Linked DNA regions of Homo sapiens: region 2 is linked to region 1. A link is an interaction called in ENCODE POLR2A ChIA-PET data of the cell type or tissue named here. Cell type or tissue: GM12878. All regions are shown on one strand. Links, peaks and the distances in the headings refer to the core of each region. The heading gives the core; the rest is flanking DNA. Region 1 overlaps IGSF21 (immunoglobin superfamily member 21). Region 2 overlaps IGSF21 (immunoglobin superfamily member 21).

Region 1 (5,365 bases), core at 1-5,000:
TAGTAAACAGCAGAGCTGACCGCTCAGCATGGATGAGTCCAAAAGAAGGGAGCAGAAGACCTACTTTGAGGTTGGGGATATGGGAAATGTGCAGAGGCTTTTGGGGTCACACAGCTCTGGAATCAGATCCCAGCTCTGCCACTCAGTTGATTGCTGGGTGAGGTTGGAGGGTTCTGTGTGCCTGTTTCCTCATCTGCAAAACGGGAAGGATCATGCCTCCCTGTAAGGCACACGTGTGAGAATTCAGTGCGTAAGAGTGAACACACAGAGAGCCCAGGGGATTGCTTGGCATGCGGTAATAATAGCATGACGGGAATAACAATAGCTGGCATACATTGGCGCCTACCCTGTGCCAGATATTGCTTGCAAACATCACCTCCTGTCATCGTAACAGAAAGTGCTCCATCATATTAGCTATTGCGTATTTTTCTTAAGTCCGAAGTAGGGAGGTTGGTCAGGGTGGGTGGACTGCAATGATGGCAGCAGACCGTAACATGGGTTCTTAAGAACAGGTGTCTCTTTTCTTCCCCATGCTGAGAGCATCTCAGCCAGGAATTCCCCCAAATGACCAGCTACACTGTGTAGAAGTTTCTGAGAGGCAGAGAGCTAGGTTCTAAGTCCCAAAGGTTGTCTCTGCACTGTTCCTCTCTCTGGGACCCAGTTTCCCTAAATGTTCCATGAGGAAACTGAGGACTCTTTGCTGCCCTGAATGCCCGCAGTGTTCTGATTCTAGAAGAGTCAGCCTAGAGACCACAGTTTCTCATGCTCCAGAGCTGCCAGACCCCACCTCTGGGCCCTGACTGCCCCCTGACCCCAACCAGCAAATCTAGGCTGCAGCCAGGCCAGGTTGCTTTTCAAGTAGAGTCATCAAAGCGTGGCCGGTGGACTTAGTCCAGCCAGCAGTGTGAGAGCCCGCTGACCGGCCTGGCTGTTTAATTTGAAAAACAAATAAGTCTCCAACTTCGGCTGCCTCACCAATGTCCCTGGGTGCTGTCATCCGAAAAAGAAAAAAAAAAAAAAGAAAAGGGGAAAATATCACCTCCCCCCACCTTCCCAACCTCCTTCTCTTTGTTTTCCACAAAACCAATTACAGGTTGGAAATAGCTGTAATAAACTTGATATCCCACTTATGGGCCAATCCCGCCACGGCTGGAAAGTGTAATAGTGGCAGAGAGTGAAAACTGCTGGTGTATTTTGCCGGCTGTTTAAATTGCCTGTCTACATTATCCCAACTCCTCTCCAGCCAGGAAGGAATTTGCTCTCCTGGAAATGGAGCAGCTGAGGTCTCTGTGTCCAGGCAGCCGAGAGAGTGTTTGCAAGGAGGGTTTTAATGAACTGATTAGATATAGAGGAGTGGATGGCACCTGGGATCTTGTGTCAGCCCAGCACAGCTTCCAATCCCAGCCCAGGCAAGAGGTGCTCCCTGGCTGTAAACAGCCTAAGGCGATACCTGCCTTTCATGGTAGTTAGGGGAAAAGGGCATTAAATTAGATAATGCAAGAGACAATGAGGGCTAGAAAGGGACTCAGTTTTACTGTGGGTGCTTCACTCCCTGGCTCTGGGTTCTCAGGCAAGTCACTGATTGTTTCTAAGCCTCAGTTTCCTCATCTGTAACGCGAGGGATATTAAACAAACTCACACCCCAGAGTTGTGAGAAATACTAAAAGAAACAAACATATGTAAAAGCATCTTGCAAAATGCAAAGGCAAGTGGACACTGCTGTTAGTGTGAATTTATTGCTCAGCTTCTAGACTGTGGGAGGTGATGAGCAAATCTAGAAACTTCTGCCATGCAACTATCAAGTGGGAGTCCTTGCCCATCTCACTTGATCCCAGGAGCCTAGCATGGGAACCGGCACGTAGTACATGCTCAATGTGCATTTGTGGAATGAACCAATGAGTCAGTGAAGGAAGGAACGGACTTCCTGTTCACTTAAGCAGATCTGCCGCCATCCCACCCACTCAGAAAGTATGCCTAGAAAGCGCCCTGCAAGGCTGGGCACAAAGATGGCACTAGACCAAGTCAACCTCAGGCTAGAGCTTGAGTCCACTGGTGCCTTTGTGAGTTTGTCTATTGCTTGAGGTCCTTTCAGGAGCTGTGCTTGGTGCTGGGAGTATGGCTGTAAACAAAGCAGATGAGGACAGTGAGAAAACTGACTCATCTCTTCTAAATTTCTGAAACGTGTGGTTTCCGACTCCTGCAGTGGAGCCTGAAGCCCAGGGTGGGACTTCATTTTGTTCAATGTTGCATCCCCGATTATAGAACGGAGTCTGGTACTTAGAAGACTCCTTTTCAACATTTTTTTTTATAGGAATGAACATCATTTTTTCTTTTGGATGCAAAACCCATGGCCAGAGAAGGGATGCCATTTGCCCTGATTCCCAGTTAGGAGGTGGTGAAATGGAGAGCTTTGAACATGGGTCTGATTCCAAAGTCCAGACAGGAAGTGGCTCAGGTAGTAGAGTTGGCTTTAGTTTCGGGCAGGGGGGCAAGAAAGGGAGTAGGTATTCTAGGGAGAGGAAAACCAGGGCAGGGGTGTTGAGGGAAGAGGTGAGGGGAATGAAGGCGGAGAGGAAGCCTGGGAGAATGATTCAGCCGCCTGGCCGCCTGCTGTGTAGGGGGAGGGGCACAGGGTTCTTCCCTTTCTTGTTGCCATAACGACCCTGGACCACTCTTCCCCTAAACCTCCCTGCCCACCTGTTCTCCACCCTGAAACCGCTCTTGCAGTTCCTAGGCCTGGGAGCTGGGCCAGAGAAGCAGCCTCAGAGAGGGTAGGGCAGGCTCTGTCCTCCCCAAGGGGGCCTGGGGGAAGAGGATACCAGATGCCCAAAGACAAGAAGAGGCAGAAAATCCTCATGTCAGGTGCCACTCACCTCTCTGGGCAGTCCCTGCTCTCCCTTGTGGGCCCCGGTTTCTGGCAGGGCTGGGCTCAAGGTAATTGGCTTCCCCTGGTGTGTGTGGGAGATCCGGTTTTGACAGAGACAGCTGGTGTCATAAATTGCCTGTCTCATCCGGTTACCGTGCGATGGCAGACAGCAGCTCAGAGATGGGCCTGGGGGCTGGGGGGAGAGTGGCAGGGAGGAGAGCGGCTGCAGCTTCTTTGTAGGACCCACACTCCACATGTGGGCAGGTGCTCCTGCAAGTGTGAGGAGGTGTGTGCCACTGGTGTGAGCTGGGACCCCATCCTGCGTGGGTGAGCCTGCTGTGAACAAGGAAGCCTGTGTTCAACGGAGTATGGGTGTGCATCTGTGCATCCGTAGGGATGACTGTACAAATAGGTGTGTTTCCAGGCTGCCTACGAGGCTGTACATGTGTGTGAAAGGCAAAGTAATAATGAGAATGTTCATGCGTAGTTTTAGATGTTAGCACAGGGAAGACCAGGAGGTCTCACAGGGAGTGTAAGAGAGTGTATGCAGGCATTTTCAGGGCTGCGTGTCAGTTTGTGGACTTACGGTGTTGTGCATGCACAATGCCTGCACCCACAGCTGTAAGTGCAATTATATACCCTGCTCCTCACTCCGGGAAAGGGTGTGTGTTTGTGTGTGTGTGTGTGTGTGTGTGTGTGTGTGTGTGTATGTAAGGGGATGAGTTTTTGGCAAATGTAAGGTTGTATCTCCCTTGCCATTTCCCATGCCCAGATAGGCACCCACCAGTCGAATACAAAGCCCACAGTCACGACCCAAACACCTGAGCCCCCCAAACTCTATCAGACACATGCATGGGAGCTCTGAGACCTCCTTCTCCACCTCCCATGCAGCACCCCGCTCCCGCTTCATGCTTTAGGGGCTAGCAGACAGGAAGCAGGGGAAATAGAAAGGGCCTCAGATAGATGCCAGACATTCGAACTTCAGTGCACAGTGGAATCACCTGGGCCAGAGTGGGGGTGGGGTTTGAAAATGTCAGTTTCCCCGGAAGCCCATCCTGGAGGTTCCAACTCAGTGACTTCTGAATGCAGTCCTTATTCTGCATTTTTAACAAGCGTCATCAGGTCATTTGGACACAGGGGTCAGGAACCACAACCGGATACACAGTCCGGAACCCCCAGGCCCACTCCTCACCAGGGTCTCTTTGCAGCTTTCCCAGGGGGCCATCAACTGCTGGACCCTTGGTGCCCTAGGAGGTCATTCAGAGCAGGAGCGCCCTTGACTGTCCCATTTAGGGCTCTCATTTTACACAAGGCAAAGCCAAGGCCCAAAGAGGGGAGGGGCATGCCCAGGGTCACAGAGGGAGGAGTCCGCAGAGCTGGGAGCCAGGCTCTTTGCTCCGAAGCACACCCTCTTTCCACCACACCCCCAAATCCAGATGCTTGGAATCCAGACCCTAAAAGCACAGGTTCACCGAGGGCTGAACAGCTGCAGCACCTGAGATACTCAGGTCCCTCCTCCAGACCAGGTGATCATGTCCAGCTCCTCGCTGCCTCCTCCCTGCCTCCCGACAAGTATGCTCTTGGAAAATCCCAGCATTAGAGACAGGGTTCAGGGTCACATGGCTTGCCCCTAAAGAGAGGGGCTCGGGGGCTCTTTCCCAGTTTAACAAATGCCCTCCCCTCTTGTGTTCTGGAAGGAGTGGGCTGAGGAGGAAGGAGGAGGGACTTATTCAGCCACCTGTGTCTCCATGACAGCCACTCTTTTTTTTTTTTTTTTTGAGACAGAGTCTCACTCTGTTGCTGAGGCTGGAGTGCAGCGGCACCATGTCAGCTCACTGCAACCTCCGTCTCCTGAGTTCAAGCAATTCTCCTGCCTCAACCTCCAGAGTAGCTGGGATTACAGGTGCCCACCACCACGACTGGCTAGTTTTTATATTTTTTTTAGTAGAGACCTCAGGGTTTCACTATGTTGGCCAGGCTGGTCTCGAACTCCTGACCTCAGGGTGATGCACCCACCTCGCCTCCCAAAGTGTTGGGATTACAGGCATGAGCCACCATGCCCGGCAGAAAGCCACTCTTCACTACACACCCTCGGTGTGCATTCCTGTAACCCCAGTGACCTCAGCTTCCCATTCTTTCACTCACCTGTTCATTCATTCATTCATTCACTCACCTGTTCATTCATTCATTCACTTGCCTGTTCATTCATTCATTCATTCATTCGTTCATTTCTTCATTCATAAACACCTCCTGCAGGCCAGGCCTGTGGACAGAGGGGTCATCAGGGAGTTCACAGAATGGGTGAGGTGGAGGTTGGGGTCAGGAGAGAAACATTAGCAGCAGGTGCTCGCTCAGCAGCAGGCTGCTGACATGGAGTGGAAATGGCACTGGCGTGCAGGCCGGGGAGCTCTGCCAGGGAGGGTCCAGGGCAGGCCCTGCCCAGAAGGGGACCCTGAGCCCTGCTTTGGAGGTTGAAGCAGAGCCTTCGGGGCAGACAGG
Region 2 (5,372 bases), core at 178-5,177, 56 kb before region 1:
AGAAAGGGTGTTTGTGGCTGCCTATGACTGAGGAGAAGAGGGACAATGTGGGGTGGTGTGTAACTGCTGATGGGTACAGGGTTTCTTTGGAGGACGATGAAAATGTTCTAAAATTGATTGTGGTGGTAGAGGCACAACTCTGTGAATATGGTAAAACCACTGTTTTTTACACTTTACATGAGCGGATTGCATGTTATAGGAATTGTATCTCAATAAAACCATATTTTAGAAAAACCAAAGGGCCGGGCTTGGTGGCTCATGCCTGTAATCCCAGCACTTTGGGGGGCCGAGGCGGGAGGATCACTTGAGGTCAGGAGTTCAAGACCAGCCTAGCCAACATGGAGAAACCTCGTCTCGACTAAAACTAGAAAAATTAGCCAGGCATGGTGGTGTATGTCTGTAACCCCAGTTACTTGGGAGGCTGAGGCAGGAGAATCTCTTGAGCCTTGGAGGCAGAGGCTGCAGTGAGTTGAGATCATGCCACTGCACTCCAGCCTGGGGGACAGAGCAAGACTGTCTCAAGACAAAACAAAACAAAACAGAGCAAACAAACAAACAAACAAACAAAAAAAAAAAAAACAAGGAAAATGCACCAGGCACACTTAATAAAAATCAGTAGAACATACTGAAAAAAGACAAACCAACCAGAAACGTCATGTAAAGTTCATTAACATCTGTTCTTTGGGGTGGAAGCTGTGTTTCCTGGCTCCAGACTTGCAAAGCATATGGTGTGGTTTGTTGCCACTCTGGCCTCAGGTTCCAAAAGTCTACTTCATCTGCCAACCTCACTTGGAAGCTTCCAGAAGAGAGACAAGGATCCCAAGATAGAACATTTTATTAATGTGTACCAATACTTTATGAGTCTGGGCTTCCTACTCATTGGTAAACTTCTGGAGGAGCAGAGATGTTAACATGCAGGATGGCTATATACCCCTGCCCTGCCACACACTGGCTGGGTGATGTAGGGAAGTGACATTACCTCTCAATTTCTTCATCTGCTAAAGAGAAAGTGATAGTACTCACCTTGCAGAGCTTTTGTGAGTGTTCAGTGAGTTAACACAAGAAGAGTTTAGCACAGCGCCTGCATATTAGTCAGTGCCCAACGAAGGGTGACCCACGGGGTTGGGAGCAGAGAGTGTCAGCTTCAGAGTCAGACAGGGAATCTTGGTGTGCTACATCCTGACTCAGTTACTGCTGTGGGTTGAATTATGTCCCTGAAGATGATGTGTTGAAGTTCTGACCCACAGTCCGTATAAATGTAACCTTATTTGGAAATAGGGTCCTTGCAATTGTGCTAAAGGTAAGATGAGGTCACACTGGATTAGGGTGAGTCCTAATTCAATGACTGATGTCCTTATAAGGAGCAAATCTGTTGAGGTGGGCACAGTGTCTCATGCCTGTAGCACTTTGGGAGGCCAAGGTGAGTGCATTGCTTGAACTCAGGCATTTGAGGCCACCCTGGGCAACAGAGCAAGACTGTCTCACACACACAAAAAAAAAAAAGAGAAGAAGAAGGAGAAGGAGGGGGAGGAGGAGAAGGAGGAGGAGGAGGAGGAGAAGAAGAAGAAGAAGAAGAGGAAGAGGAAGAGGAAGAAGAAGAAGAAGAAGAAGAAGAAGAAGAGAAGAAGGAGGAGGAGGAGAAGAAGAAGGAGAAGAAGAAGGAGAAGAAGGAGGGGGAGGGGGAGGAGGACGGAGAAGAGGAGGAAAGAAGAAAGAAGGAGAAGGAGAAGGAGAAGAAGCAGAAGCAGGGGCAGAAGCAGAAGCAAATCTGAACACAGGGACAGGAACACAGAGCCAGAGAGAGAAGGCCATATGATGAGAGAGGCAGAGATCGGTGTGATGCATCTATAAGCCAGGGAACTCCAAGGATTGCCAGCAACACCAGAGGCAAGCAGAGGGACAAGGAAGGATTTTTCCCTTGCATGGGGAGCATGGCCCTACTGACACCTTGATTTCAGGCTTCTAGGACTAACACTGTGAGACAATACATTGCTGTGGTTTTAAGCCACCCAGTTTGCAGCAATTTGCTATGGGAAGCCCCAGAAACTAGTTTCGTCCTCTGTACCATGAAGCTATTTCCCTTAGAGAATGTGAGTCCAGGGAGCAAGGACCTTGTCTTATTGTCAGTGTATCCACAGCACCTAGAATTGTGCCTGGCACCTGGGGAATGCTCAGTAAGTCACTGAATCACTGACATGAATGAATGAAGTCCATATAGCTCACCTCTTTTGAATGTTACCTTCTCAGAGAGGCCACGTTGACCTAGAACAGCCCCATCCCTGATGGGTTTTTCCTGACATTGCTTTACCACCCACTGACATCCCATTTGTCTCCCCATCTCTTCACTTGCTCATCTTCTGCCTCCCCTATTGCACTGTCTGTGAGGACCAGTTTTTTGTTTGTTTGGTTTTTTTTTTGTCCTCCTTGTTCATTGGAAACTCCAGTGCACACAACAGTGCCTGCAATGTACTAGGTGCTCAATAAATATATGTTAAATGAATGAACACACAAATGAATAAATGCAAATTAGAATGTCCATGTACGTGGGCATCCAAGTCACCTTATAATATATTTGAACAAAAAAGACATTCTGATATGCTGTTTTACCAGAAAGGAAACTCAATACTAGACCGTCCATGTCAAAAGTAGACACTAATTGGGATTTGGACCCAGGTCTGCTGGACTCCAAGTTCAGTGCTCCTTTCAGAGGGTTTGAGAAGTGGGGGAGGTGCTGGATAGCAGTGGATGAGAGAACCAAAAATGGGGATGGGGACAGGAAGGGAGGCAAGGGCACAGACATTCTGTGTTCCTTCCAGACTCCTACATGTTCCGAAAGGCAAACAGCCCCACCCATCCATCGGAATTCGTTGTTGTTGTTTGGTTTTATTGGTTTGGTTTTGTTTCATTTTTGGAGACAGGGTCTCACTGTTGCCCAGGCTAGAAAGCAGTGGCGTGATCTCAGCTCACTGCAGCCTTTACCTCCCAGGCTCAAGTAATCCTCCCACCTCAGCCTCCTGAGTAGCTGGGACTACAGGCACATACCACCACAGCCCAGCTAATGTTTTGTAGAAACGGGATTTCGCCAGGTTGCCCAGGCTGGGCTAGAACTCCTGGGCTCAAGAGATCCACCCACCTCAGCCTCCGGAAGTACTGGGATTAGACATGTGAGCCACCATGCCAGGACCATCGGAGTTTTTGAGCCACCTAGTTAGGGCTCGGTCTCAAGGAAGTCCCCACTCCCTGCACTCTGTCTCCACTCCAGTGCTTGTTTGAGGTTTGTGTGACTCATGGCCTTTGGGTCAAGGGGAGGGAAATTTCCTTTGGGAGTTAAGGCTGCTGTATAAGTACGTGCTCTGGGCTCAGGCAGACCAGGTGGGACGCCCCGCTCCTGCCCACCCTGCTCTGTGACTCACGTGGATGTACCCCTTAAACTCTCGGAGCCTCTGCTCCGTCATCCGTAAAATGGGGATGACCAGGCCCACATCCAAGGGCTTTTGTGAGGTATTAACTGTGGGTTGAACACTGAGCTCAATGCTGGCACGCGGAGGGTGGCCTTGCTTTTTAGCTTTGGGTTGAAAGGGCCCCACTCGGTGGCAGAGAAACCCTGCCCCTTGGCATTCCAGAGGAGCCAGAAGTGCAGAGTCTTTTAACTTCGGTGGGGATGGGAGTGGGGTGCCTGGCTCTCACAACATCTAATTGATTGTAACAGCGCACCCTTAACACGCTCCCTCCCCCCTAACCTGCACCCCCAGAAGAACCTTCAAAATCCTTCCATGACTGTGTATAATGCGTTCCTGGGGCCCAGCACGCAACTTTCAAATTGGCTTACAATTTATCTGCAGCTCGGATAAAAACATTTTAATGACCGTGTGCAGCATACACCCTTGGTGTCACCCACGGGACTCCCAAATGTCTTTCCCCACCACACAGTGGGATGTTATAGGCGTGAAATTACAGCTGCACTCGCGTTTTCATCTTCACCCGGAGGCCTCTGGAAATGGCCGCGTTAGAATGTGCTGGATGTGGACGTGTGGATGGTAGACTGGGGTGCTGGGCTTTCTGGTGGAACTGCTCTGTGCTTTGAGGCAGGTGGGCCCTGGGCCGTCCCCAGCTCCTCGGCTCTCCTTCTCCCCACTGTCCTGGGAGCTTCCCATTGACCTCCAAACTGGGGAGGGTCTGTCTTGCCCCAGTTTGGCTGCAGTGGCCCTTAGGGTCCCGTGTGGCACAAAAGAGACCCCAATGTTCAGTGACCTCTGCTCGTTTGAAGAGAGGGTCTTTGTGTGTGAATGCAATGCCACAGATGAACCAAAGCAATGAGTCGATTTTAATTTTTGAAACCTGCCCTGAAACATATTTGAAGGAGACGTTCACAGAGATTGGTCTAATTGTGCCTGGTTTGTAACTGACCCGACTACTATTTGTCATTAAGAGATACTATTTATTGATCATCCAGAATGTGCCAAGCCTCAGGCCCAGAACATTCTGTTCTATAGATTATCTCCTTTAACCCTCCAACCTCGGCCAAGTCCCATGCCCCTCTGAGCCAGGTCTGTGCAATGGGCTTATTGTGGTGCCTGCCTCCCAGGCCCATGTGGTCGATGGGTTACAGGAGATGCTGTATGAGAAACACTCAGCCACGCCGCCTCCCCCGGCCCTCCCCTCACCATTCAGGACCTTGGTGAGCTACAGAAGCCACGCTCCTCTGGCACAGAGATAACCCCCACCCTATAAGGCCTGGAGCAAATTCATTCCCTTCCCTGGGTCTCAGTCTCTTCATCTGTGAGTTAGAGATAATAGTAATCCCCCACGCGCCGATCTGCAGTGAGGATTGGATGATGTCCTCAATGTGAAAGCCCCTCTGAAATTGCTCAGATTGGGCAAGTGTGGGGCATTGCCATCATTATGACAGTTGGGATATATCCTGGCTCCTTCCATAGGTGCATGGTGCCAGGACACGCAGACCTTTGGGGAAGAAGCCCAGAGAAGGTGAGTAAGGAGAGACCCCTGTCTCTGCCACTCCCAGAGACACACCCTGGCTTCCAGGTTGCCACGGTGCGTGAAGCTGTGTTCCCAGAGCAGTCATTCCTCAGACTAGTGCAGGGCTCTTTGGAGCTGTGAATGGGGGACTTCTCTTTGCTGGGGCCAAAACCAGGGGCAAGAGGGAGGCAGACACAGTTGTGCCCAGGAGTGGGCACATCAGAGACAGTGATAATAAAAACAACAGTGTCCAAGTAACTGAGCTCTTCAATGATATTCTTGATGAGGTAGGCGTTCTGCAAACTTTATCTACTTTAAGCCTCACAGCCACCCTAGGAGGGAAGCATCCTTATCCCTGTTTTACAGATGGGGAAATTGAGGCCCACAGGAGCACA

What was found. Peaks named below come from ENCODE experiments on the same cell type or tissue, not always from the same donor. Only the 100,000 strongest peaks of a DNase experiment are listed, where the experiment ranks them.
Region 2: POLR2A ChIA-PET joins it to region 1 with 5 read pairs; 3 of 35 experiments call an interaction of 5 or more read pairs at or near these places.

What each region holds. Positions count from the first base shown.
Region 1 is chr1:18,280,845-18,286,209 of GRCh38, reverse strand. All of the region lies in intron 2 of IGSF21 (immunoglobin superfamily member 21), which reads right to left. Among named protein-coding and RNA genes, the nearest start is that of IGSF21-AS1, 110 kb to the right of the region's middle. RefSeq lists a silencer at 2,028-2,228 and enhancers at 2,181-2,827, 1,920-3,119, 3,120-3,239, 2,828-3,474, 4,809-5,322 and 1 more. In GM12878, for the core only: no CTCF peak of the experiment used is centred there; DNase peaks (open chromatin) are centred at 499, 2,019, 2,839 and 3,267; H3K4me3 peaks cover 605 bases; H3K27ac peaks cover 3,155 bases.
Region 2 is chr1:18,337,262-18,342,633 of GRCh38, reverse strand. All of the region lies in intron 4 of IGSF21 (immunoglobin superfamily member 21), which reads right to left. Among named protein-coding and RNA genes, the nearest start is that of KLHDC7A, 140 kb to the left of the region's middle. In GM12878, for the core only: no CTCF peak of the experiment used is centred there; DNase peaks (open chromatin) are centred at 1,113 and 2,055; H3K27ac peaks cover 2,375 bases.